Linked DNA regions of Homo sapiens: region 1 is linked to region 2. A link is a loop called in an ENCODE intact Hi-C map of the cell type or tissue named here. Cell type or tissue: mammary epithelial cell. All regions are shown on one strand. Each heading gives the region's core, and the rest is flanking DNA. Links, peaks and the distances in the headings are about the cores only.

Region 1 (5,392 bases), core at 69-5,068, 790 kb after region 2:
CTTTTTGGAACCTTTCTAAACTCTTCCATTCTGAGATAGAGACATTCCATTTGTACTTTCATACACTTAAATCTCTGTATTACATCTTTGATTATATGCCTGTATTCTCCTGTTTGCAATTATATTATTCAAACCACTAGCACTAAAGCGCTTGATCAGAAATACAAAAGAACTAAGAAGAATAAATAAAATCACCAACTTTAAGCTAGAAATCTTTATTAGTAGTAAAAATCAATAAATCTGATATTAATTGTATCTGTGTTTGATATATTCCAAGCATCATTAGTTATTCTATGCCCCATTGAGATGCTGCTTCTTTAGCCTCTGGCTGCAGAAAACTCCACAGACATTCACAGCCCTTAGGCTGTCCTGTCTATTGTAAAGAGGAGTCATTTCATGCACAGATTGTGTGTACAAAGGGAATCATACGTTGTTTTGGGGGACAAGGCAAAAGGAGGATGACAGCAAAAGAACACGAGAAAAAGAAAATGTGTGATTTTGTTCACATTCTTCCCAACCATATGCATATATATATAGATAGATATATACCCACCAAAATGTTGGGGATAAATCAGGGAAATTAATCTACAATGTGGCATTTCGCTCATCAACAAAACAGTAAGAAAGGTGTTTTTTGACAGGAGTTTGTAAAATACAGTTCTGATCCATCCTCTAATGATATCACATGAGAAGCTTCACAAAGCTCTCATAAGAGGCCTTCCTTGTTAAAGGGGGTTGGCAAAGTGCTACTAATTATATGTGTGGTACACAAAGCAGTGTAGACATTGAATTAATGCTTGAACAAACGCAATGTCTGAAAAATTAATGTCTCAAAGCAGAATTGTCCAGCATTAAGTAGTTCAGAATACAACAGATAAATGTAGATAAATGCAGCAATTATGTAATGTACTGATTTTCTCAAATTCTTTGTATTTCTAGATAAGCACAACAAAGCCACCTGATTACAGTGAACAGATTACTAGGAAGTCGAAGACTGTTTCTGCATCTGGGGGCTGTAATTAGATCTCCTGGTTTATTTCCAACCAGGCAATTTTATGCTAGTGGTTTGAATAATGCAGTTGCAAAATTAAAGTATCACTAAAAGAAAATGAAATATTTTAATATTGATATACATTCATTTTAATAAACACTGTGACAGAAACATTATACATCATCAATATTGCTGATTGATTTAGAACCTTAATCCCATCCTAGTCAGCTGGTAATATCTACCACCAGAGGGCAGAGAGTGAATGCTAATGATGTAATGTGTGTTATCCCATCCAGGGTAATCCTATTCTAGTGGCATTCTCTAAGTAAATCTCAGAGTATTATCATTAAGAGGGTTCTCTTGTCACAGACACAACCACCACAATCTCATTTTCTCTCCTAAACTATTCGGCTCAGATCGCTTAATTTTTCCACCCATATCCTTTCAAGATAACAGAAATACTTCTGCATTAATCCTTGTCCTTAGTCTTTCAGTCAAGAACAGTGAAGATAAAAAATATGCACAAATAAAATACTATTTGTTGGTTCTGTATATAGGAAGAATGAAAGGGAATATTTTTGTAATTGCAGTATGCTCTATTGAATTTGGAGTATAGATTAATAGATTTTTCAGTAAATTTATTGTTATAACCAGTAAGCATTTTCATTCTATTTGGAGAAAAACTAATTTCACCCAAAATTTTTGAATCCAGGTTCCAATCAGTTCTAAACACGTTTGATGGCATGAAATTTCAATTTATTATATGACAAAACAAAAATATGTATATGCATCTTGTAAATGAGTTACATATATAAAAACTCCATCAATGACTCTTCCATTTTAAAATAGGAATTATGTGTCTTAGTGCTAAAAACTTAAATGAGTTTTCTCAAACTATTTTATTTATTATTGACTATGACCATCATATAGAATACCAGTGTAAATTGGATACTTCATAAATAGTGATTTACAGTTCATCGTATGCTGGAACTCAAGAACATTTTTCATAAGTTGGCTTTATTGTTTTCTGGACAAGGATTGTTCTTGCTTAGCATGACCTTGGTTCAGGTGATGAATTCTATTATAGAGCCAAAGAAGTTTATGTTTTTTTATCTCCTTTTCATCATTGTTTGGCTCTACGAAGATTAGATAATGCATGCTCTCTGGAAGATGTTGAATGCACATGAAATCATTATGTGAACACACTGCCAGTCTTAAAGCTGAAAATTATTTTGAATAGTGGATTTCAGAGCTGATCAACTTGGCTTGGTCTCCTTTTTCAACCTTAAAAGTTAGCATTTAGTGAATGAATATCACTAACTAATGTAAAGGTAAATGCCAACCAGATTGTGTTGTCTCTCAAGGATGGCCCATCTCATATATCCTCACATATAGAATACAAGTGCAGTGTTAGGGAAGAATTCAATTTTTCTGTGCTGCTATTTTACAGAATTTATTTTATTAGAGATCCAGTCCACTATTCTTCCTGCCAATTTTCCTATAAAGTCTGATGAGATCACCTAACTAAAAATTATTAGAAGCACTAAATTTGCTTTGAAAATAATAGTCACACAGAATTATTACTCTACTTAATCTTTGAATATAATGCTCTTATTCTTTTGTGTTCTAATAAACTTGGAAAATGATTATTCTTACAAGTTAACAAAATACTTAAAAGCTTACTAAGCATCTACAACATTCTAAGAACTATGTCAAGCCCTTCAGTTTTATTTTATTATTTGTCCTATGTTACTGATGGGGAAATTGAGAACTAGAAAAATACCTTTGCCTTCTGCCAGATCTTCTGATTGGAAGTGTTAAGTGCCCATGCCAGTTTCATTTTGTTAGATGAAGCAGATCTCATGGCCCAACCTGTCATCACTAGAATAGGAAGTCTTTCCAGAACCATCTCATCAGGGAGATGCAACAAATGTTTTGATATAAAAACATCTATGACCAATGCAATCATGTATCAGCAAATGCAATTAGAGATGATAGGAAAGGGCACACTATACTGCCTCCTGGTGGTTGTGAAACTTTCAGAGAGAAAGCTATGCATAAATTAAAAAGGACCTTTCAGGAAATGTAAACAGATAAAGACATGATACGAAAATGCCAGCTGTATTTGGGGAAGAATAAGCAGATCAGTTTGAGCGTAGACTTGTCTCTGAGGTAGTGATAGGAAATGTGGCGAAAAGTACATTTTGTGCCATGCTAAGAAGTTTTTACTCCATCCTTTAGGCAGTGTGTGTGTATGTGTGTGTGTCAGCAGGGGAGGTAAAAGAATCAGGAGTCTTAAAACTCCACAGCAATGAGAAGGTTTGAACTGGGTTCAAGATTGGCCAAGTGCAGTGGCAAATGCCTGTGATCCCAGCACTTTGGGAGGCTGAGGCAGTTGGATTATTTGAGATCAGGAGTTTGAGACCGGCCTGGTCAAAATGGTGAAACCCCATCCCCACTAAAAATACAAAATTAGCCAGGTAATTGGTAATTTTGGTAGCGGGCCTGTAATCCCAGCTATTCGGGAGGGTGAGGCAGGAGAATCGCTTGAACCTGGGAGACAAAGGTTGCAGTGAGCCGAGATGGTGCCACTGCACTTCATCCTGGGCAATGGCAAAACTCCATCTCAAAAAAAAAAAAAAAAAATCTGGCAGCAGTGGGTGGGGGTGAGGGAGGGCTTGGGGGTAAGGGTAGAAAGAGAAGGGAGTAGGCAACATCTACGGCAATCAATCCTCTTGGTGTCCATTGCACAGTCCAGGCAATGGCTTTACCAAGATGTGGAGGGTAGAGGGATAGACAATACTCAAGGGAGTTTTAGGCTCAAATAAGTACATGTTAATATGGTAATTCTTCCTTCAAATAGAAATACCTTAAATACAAACTGAAGTTTTGCAAAGCAAAATGAAGATGTTTTTTAAACAGTGTGCTTATTGAAAGTAACAACTTGGGCATAGTATTTTTCTTCTGACATGCATTACAAAAGGGACTCACACAGGTCGATTTTATAGGCAAAAGCTGGACAATGAAATACTGACTTGGCTTATATAAATAGTTTGAACTGAACTTAACCTTATGAGAAGAACAGGGGCAAAGATTATAGGTGATTGTAATTTTTGTAAGTAGTTAAAATGAAAAGATTTTTGAAGGCTTTTTCAAGTAAGGAAATTGTACAAGATAAAACAAGAAACAAAATCCCATTTCCTCAGAAATACGCTAACTATTATGCAATATCTAAAAGAAAAATATAAGCGTTGATGCTTTTCTCTCAAGTTGTCTTGTTTGTGGGTAATATTTTTCTTTTCCTGTGAAAATCTGGAAACCCAAGTTGTTTGTACTACTCACATACAAAAAACCTTCCACTTATATCTTTAAGGAGTAAATGTGTTTTATCCTTTCTTTTCTTGTCCCTGTGGTTTATTTCCAATATTCTTTATTTTTAAGAAATGCTTGAAGTGCTTCGTCTGGTACTTGATTTAGTTTCTGGTGAACTTGCATAGAGTATTATGATCTATTCAAGTGTATATTATCTATTCAATTCACACAATGGAATTGGAATAACTCAGTAGTCACTTGCATGCATATATTTAACTAGAAGTTCCAAATTTCCTATATTTAAATCTTAGGAGAATCATTTCGTATGATTAAAATACATTGTTTAAAAGCACCTTTTAAAATCTCAAAAATGACTCAGTTCCAAATTCTCTAACTTGTACCTTTCTATTTGAAGCTACATTTTTCTATTTAGGATCTCATGCTGTTTCCAAATCAATACAAGTTTCTGGCAAAAATACACTCTGCCATCAAAATAAGAAGTGTATGTTTTACTTTTTCTTTGTAAAATTTGGTATAATATCAGTAGCATGTTATAGAAGTGAGTAAGGTTTACTTGATGTGACTAGTTATTGAATTTGAAATGTTTACATTGGTATAAAATTTGAGTATTTGAAACCTTCGTTAAAAATTAAACAATTTTGACTCAAAGATACATTACTGAAAGCTCAAAATTTTGTTTATACCTTATTTATGTGTATTTTACTTATTGTAATAATAGAATGGTTTAGCTTATTTTTTCTGGAGACTAATACTGGGAGTCTATGGCCAAGTTTCTGATAAGAGAGATGATTTGGAAGATGTATAATCAACAGTGATATGAACGTGTGCTATCTGTTAGGGGTGTCATCTATGTCAGGCACTATAGGAGGCATGTGTGGTTTTCTTTTATTTAATACTCTCAACAGCCTGGCAAAGTAGACATTGTCATCCCCATTTTATTGATGTGTAAACTAAAATTGTAAAGGAGTCACAAATAATTTCAAGTTCACTCAGCTAGTAAATAACAGAACAAGGAATCAAACCCAGATATTACTCTTCAATATGAAAGGTAGTATGAAAAAACTACCT
Region 2 (5,392 bases), core at 206-5,205:
GAGGCCTCACAATCATGGCAGAAGGCAAAGGAGGAGTAAAGTCATATCTTACATGGTGGCAGGCAAGAGTGTGTGCAGGGAAACTGTGCTTTATAAAACCATTAGATCTCATGAGACTTATTCACTATCAGGACAACAGCACAGGGAAGACCTACCCGCATGATTCAGTTAACTCCCACCAGGTCCCTCCCATGGCACATGGGAATTATGGGAGCTACAATTCAAGATGAGATGGGTGGGGACACACCCAAAGCATATCATTATAAAAAGTTTAAAAAATAGTATACTGAGTTTATGAATATTCACATTTGTCATCAAAGTATAAAATATGCATGTGAATAATAATATTGGGGGAACCAGCCCCCAATATTTCAACGTAGGTTCTTTTCTATTTTCCCTAAGTGTTGGCCAGTCTGAGAAATAAAGAGGAAGAGTACAAAGAGAGAAATTTTACAGCTGGGCCTCTGGGGGCGACATCACATATCAGCAGCTTCCGTGATGCCCACCTGAGCCGCAAAACCAGCAAGTTTTTATTAGGGATTTTAAAAGGGGAGGGGTGTACGAATAAGGAGTAGGTCACAGAGATTACATGCTTCAAAGGGCAATAAGAGATCACAAGGGCAGAGCAACATCACAAGGCAAGGGCGAAATTAGAATTACTGATGAGGGTCCATGTCCTGCTGGGCATGCATTGTCTTGATAAACATCTTAACAGGAAACAGGGTTCAAGAGCAGACAACCTGTCTGATTAGAATTCACCAGGCTGGAATTTTCCAATCTTAGTAAGCCTGAGGGCACTGCAGGAGACCAGGGCGTATTTCATCCCTTCTCTCAACTGCATAAGACAGACACTCCCAGAGTGGTCGTCTATAGGCCTACCCCTGGGAATGCATTCCTTCCCCAGGGTTATTCCTTGCTGGGAAAAGAATTCAGTGATATTTCTCTTATTCGCTTTCTGCAAGAAGAAAAATACGACTCTGTTCTGCCTGGCCCCGCAGGCAGTCAGACCTTATGGTTATCTTCCCTTGTTCCCTGAAGATCGCTGTTATTCTGTTCTTTTTTCAGGGTGCACTGATTTCATATTGTTCAAACACCCATGTTTTACAATCAGATTTCATATTGTTCAAACACACATGCTTTACAAACAATTTGTACAGTTAACGCAATCATCACAGGGTCCTGAGGTGACATATATCCTCAGTTTATGAAGATAACAGGATTAAGAGATTAAAGACCGTCATAAGAAATTATAAGAGTTTTGATTTTGCGAACTAATAAATGTCCATGAAATCTTCACAATTTATGTTCTTCTGCCACAGCTTCAGCTGGTCCCTCCATTCGGGGTCCCTGACTTCCTGCAACATAATAAGAACTAAATCAGAATAGCAGTTACTTCATGATGGGGAGGGCAGGAATGGGATCACGGGAGAGTTTTACAAAATAGTTCATTTCTATTTGTAAACTTATATTTGAAAACCTTTGTGGTGAGTACTCAGGTGGTTGTTATATTATTGTATAATATTTTTATGCTTGAAACATTCTATTAAAGAGAGAATAATTTTACATACAAAAATAGATTATATAGGGATATCTAGTGGGGACTAAGGCAAACTGAGAATCCATGCCCCATCCAAAGAGGACAAAGTCTACTCAGCGCCAGCCCATTTGTTACCATTTAGCAGTGCTCATCCAGTTGCAGATCTTTCCATTTTTCAAGCATAATAAAAAACTAGGATTGTTATATAAATACCTTAATATTTGAAAGTTTGTAAGTAATTGAAAAGAAATCCACAATGCAGATTGAACAAAGTGGGATTTAGCTAGCTTCAGTTAGTGGGTTACCAGTTTGCTGCTTCCTCTTTTATAGATATGTCAACTCTAAGGCATTAAAAGTTCAGGATAATTTCATCTGATTTCGTATTTGTCCTGTTCTACAGATATATTTGGGTTTATTAAATTGTATCAATGCTATAGTGTTTTAATGAACAATATTCTCCAACTTGTATGCAGGTGACTACAAAGTTTCAATGATGTCGGACATTAAATTCAAAGGGAACAATGGCAGGGCATAAGAGTAGAAGGGTGTAGACAAGGGCTGGATATTGTATTCTTGTATTACTTCACATGACTGTTCAAAGAGTCATATATTCTGAAAGAAGTGCTTCATATAACTTTAAGGAATATACACATATATACACACATATATATATATTTATTTGTGTAATGATAAACTCTGGCTGCCATATGTCTGTGGAACATCTGGATGACTTTGAATAAATGTTTTACTTTCCTTAAGGCTCTAGGTTTTCCCTGTGGAATGAGCCACATCTTGGCTCTCCTCCCACAGGCACTCAGCTCAATCCTAGATTCATTAATATTTGTTTAATTAATACATGAATTAACAAATGAGTAAATTATATATAAAGCAAAGAGCTTAGTCCAAAGGTATGCAAAGTTCACATTCTGTGATACATAATGCTATGAAAATATTTCTTCCCTATCTGTACAACCAGATCAACATTTATAAAATGCATTTTATAATAAAACCAGAAGATGGCAATAGAGTAACATAAATCTAAACACTACAGGCACTTCATAGTTTTATACAGCCTTTGTCCTTCAATATACTTGTATTGACTACTCTAACCCTTTGTCTCCAATTCCTATAAATACCTTACTATGAAAGTGGGCTGAAACATACACTTTCCTTAAAAAAAAAAAAATCAATAACAAAAACCCACATAGTAAAAGCATTCTCTTGCTGTGTGCAAAAGAATAGCAGGAGACTTTCTCACACAGGTAAGTTCTCAATTTAAGAAGTTTGTGAGAACACAAAATGAAGACTATCCAGAGAAATTGCCACACCCCAGATTAATTAAGATACATGTAATTGCTTTCAGCTCTAATTTCCGATATATAATATAACACAGTGGTTAAGTACTTGAGCTTATGCTGAAAGATTTGTTTATTTATTTGAGACAGCGTTTCACACTTGTTGCCCAGGCTGGAGTGCAATGGCGTGATCTCGTCTCACTGCAACCTCCGCCTCCCGGGTGCAGGCGATTCTCCTGCCTCCACCTCCCAAGTAGCTGGGACTACATACATATGCCACCATATATATGTTTTTTTTTCTTTTCTTTTCTTTCTTTCTTTTTTTTTTTTTTTTTGAGACTGATCTCACTCTGTCACCCAGGCTGGAGTGCAGTGGCACGATCTCGGCTCACTGCAAGCTCCGCCTCCCGGGTTCACACCATTCTCCTGCCTCGGCCTCCCGAGCAGCTGGGACTACAGGCACCTGCCACCACGCCCGGCTAATTTTTTGTATTTTTAGTAGAGACGGGGTTTCATCTTGTTAGCCAGGATGGTCTCGATCTCCTGACCTCGTGATCCACCTGCCTCAGGCTCCCAAAGTGCTGGGATTATAGGCGTGAGCCACCGTACCTGGCCTAATTTTGTATTTTTAATAGAGATGGGGTTTCACCATGTTAGTCAGGCTGGTCTCGAACTCCTGACCTCAGGTGTTCCACCACCTTGGGCTCCCAAAGTGCTGGGATTACAGGCATGAGCCACCGTGCCCAGCGTTTGCTGAAAAGATTTGGGTTTAATTCTGGTTTTTCCATTTACAGGCTCTGTGACCGTGGGCAAGTTTTTCTGACAATTTCCCCTTCTGTAAACTAGGATAATAATAATAGCTGTTATCTTGTGGTGACATGATAAGGATTAAATGAAATGACACATTTAGCTCAGTGTCTGACAAGTAATAGGAAGCTAAAAAATGTTAGCTATTATCCTTGACACTAAATTTGGATGAAAGAAAGTTGTTTTGTATTAATTTCGAAGGAAGGCTAAACATTGAGTGGTTTCAGAATAATTTTTGAAGTTTGTAAAGTAAATAATTGAAGCAAAGTAAAAGAGAACAATTTCCAGGAGCAGGTTGCAAGTTTCTATTCACTGTGGATGTTAACCAAGTACTACTTTTATATAAGAGCTAAGCAGACTGGTGTTTCATTTAGTTTCCCTTTCTTTGCCAAAGATTATTATTATCCTTAACACTCTGCATTCAATCTCCCCTAATCAGTTTATTAAGTAAATACAGGCCCAGTTCCATTTATTGATGATGTGGTTGGAGACTTAGCAGAACTATGTGAAGTGATCTTATTTGTGACTGCGATGGTGTTAAAAATATCAATAAACGGAGATCTTTCTATTGCTCAACCTGAGATATCCGGTATTCAATAGTAACATGGTTGTTATGCTTATGAAATTTTGCATTTTAACTTGCATAAAATAAAAACTGCATTCAGATGAGTAAAGGGGTTCCAATCTCTAACTTGAGAGAGAAATGTCATTAAGGATAACTTACCTTCTCAGAAGTCTGTGAGCTTGTAGAGAAAAACCAGCACCATAATTGACAACTTCTTTTATACCAGCTGAAGCAGACATGAGAGTCAGTGAAGTATAGTACACAGAATGATCACATTCACTGCCTTAGTAGACGTGACATTTCCTGGTCTACTGTCATTTTTTTCTCTTTGAAATCTAGACAGTATGAGTAATTGATGCTAAGTACTTGCATTTGAATACTAAAGTTCTACCAAGCCAGCACTTCTTATCTCTGGCTGCATATTAGTAACACCCAAGAGTTTTACAAATGTCAAAGCCAAGGGTCTCATTCCAGAGCTCTTAAATCAGAATTTCTGGAGGAAGGAACATAAATTATTTTTAAAAAATGTTTCCTAGGTATAGGCTGGGCACAGTGGCTCATGACTGTAATCCCAGAACTTTGGGAAGCTGAGATGGGCAGATCACTTGAGGTCAGGAGTTCGAGACCAGCCAGCCTGGCCAACATGGCAAAACCCTGTCTCTACTTAAAAAAAAAAAAAAAAAGAAAATTAGCCGGGCATGGTGGCACATGCCTGTAATCCCAGCTACTTGGGAGAATGAAGCAGGAGAATCGCTTGAACCGGGGAGGCAGACATTGCAGTGAGCTGAGATCATGCTACCGCACTCCAGCCTGGACCACGGAGAGAGACTCCATCACAAAAAGAAAAGTTTCCTAGGTGATTTTAATATTCTCCTCAGCTTCCCTTCCACACCTTTCAGAAGACAACCCCCTACTTTAGCAAATCAACTTCATCTAATGGGATTGCCTTAGTTTTCTACCGCTGTATTTCCTAATGAGCCTTTACTTTACAGATCCAGTTCTCTCTACTTGTCTCGAAGGCTGAAATGTCTTCACCACCACACTCCCCTACCCAAGGCTTTCTCCTCCACCTTAAACATACCTACCTCTTTCAGGATTGTGTTCCTTCAATTATCCTCTCTCATTTTGAGTTTTCAGTTCAGGCTTAACAAACTATTGAATGCCTCATAAGTGCCAGATGCGAGGACT

Evidence for each region. Hi-C counts contacts between places; a loop is a spot of excess contacts. Peaks named below come from ENCODE experiments on the same cell type or tissue, not always from the same donor. Only the 100,000 strongest peaks of a DNase experiment are listed, where the experiment ranks them.
Region 1: a loop joins it to region 2, with 11 times the contacts of the local background. A loop is called at or near these places in 5 of 110 quality-filtered maps.

Annotation. Positions count from the first base shown.
Region 1 is chr2:211,032,728-211,038,119 of GRCh38, forward strand. All of the region lies in intron 2 of LOC107985978 (a long non-coding RNA gene), which reads left to right. Among named protein-coding and RNA genes, the nearest start is that of CPS1-IT1, 420 kb to the left of the region's middle. In mammary epithelial cell, for the core only: CTCF peaks have their summits at 1,232 (motif pointing right) and 3,009 (motif pointing left); no DNase peak of the experiment used is centred there; H3K27me3 peaks cover 120 bases.
Region 2 is chr2:210,246,288-210,251,679 of GRCh38, forward strand. No RefSeq gene overlaps it. Among named protein-coding and RNA genes, the nearest start is that of ACADL, 24 kb to the left of the region's middle. RefSeq lists an enhancer at 436-1,003. In mammary epithelial cell, for the core only: a CTCF peak has its summit at 2,550 (motif pointing right); no DNase peak of the experiment used is centred there.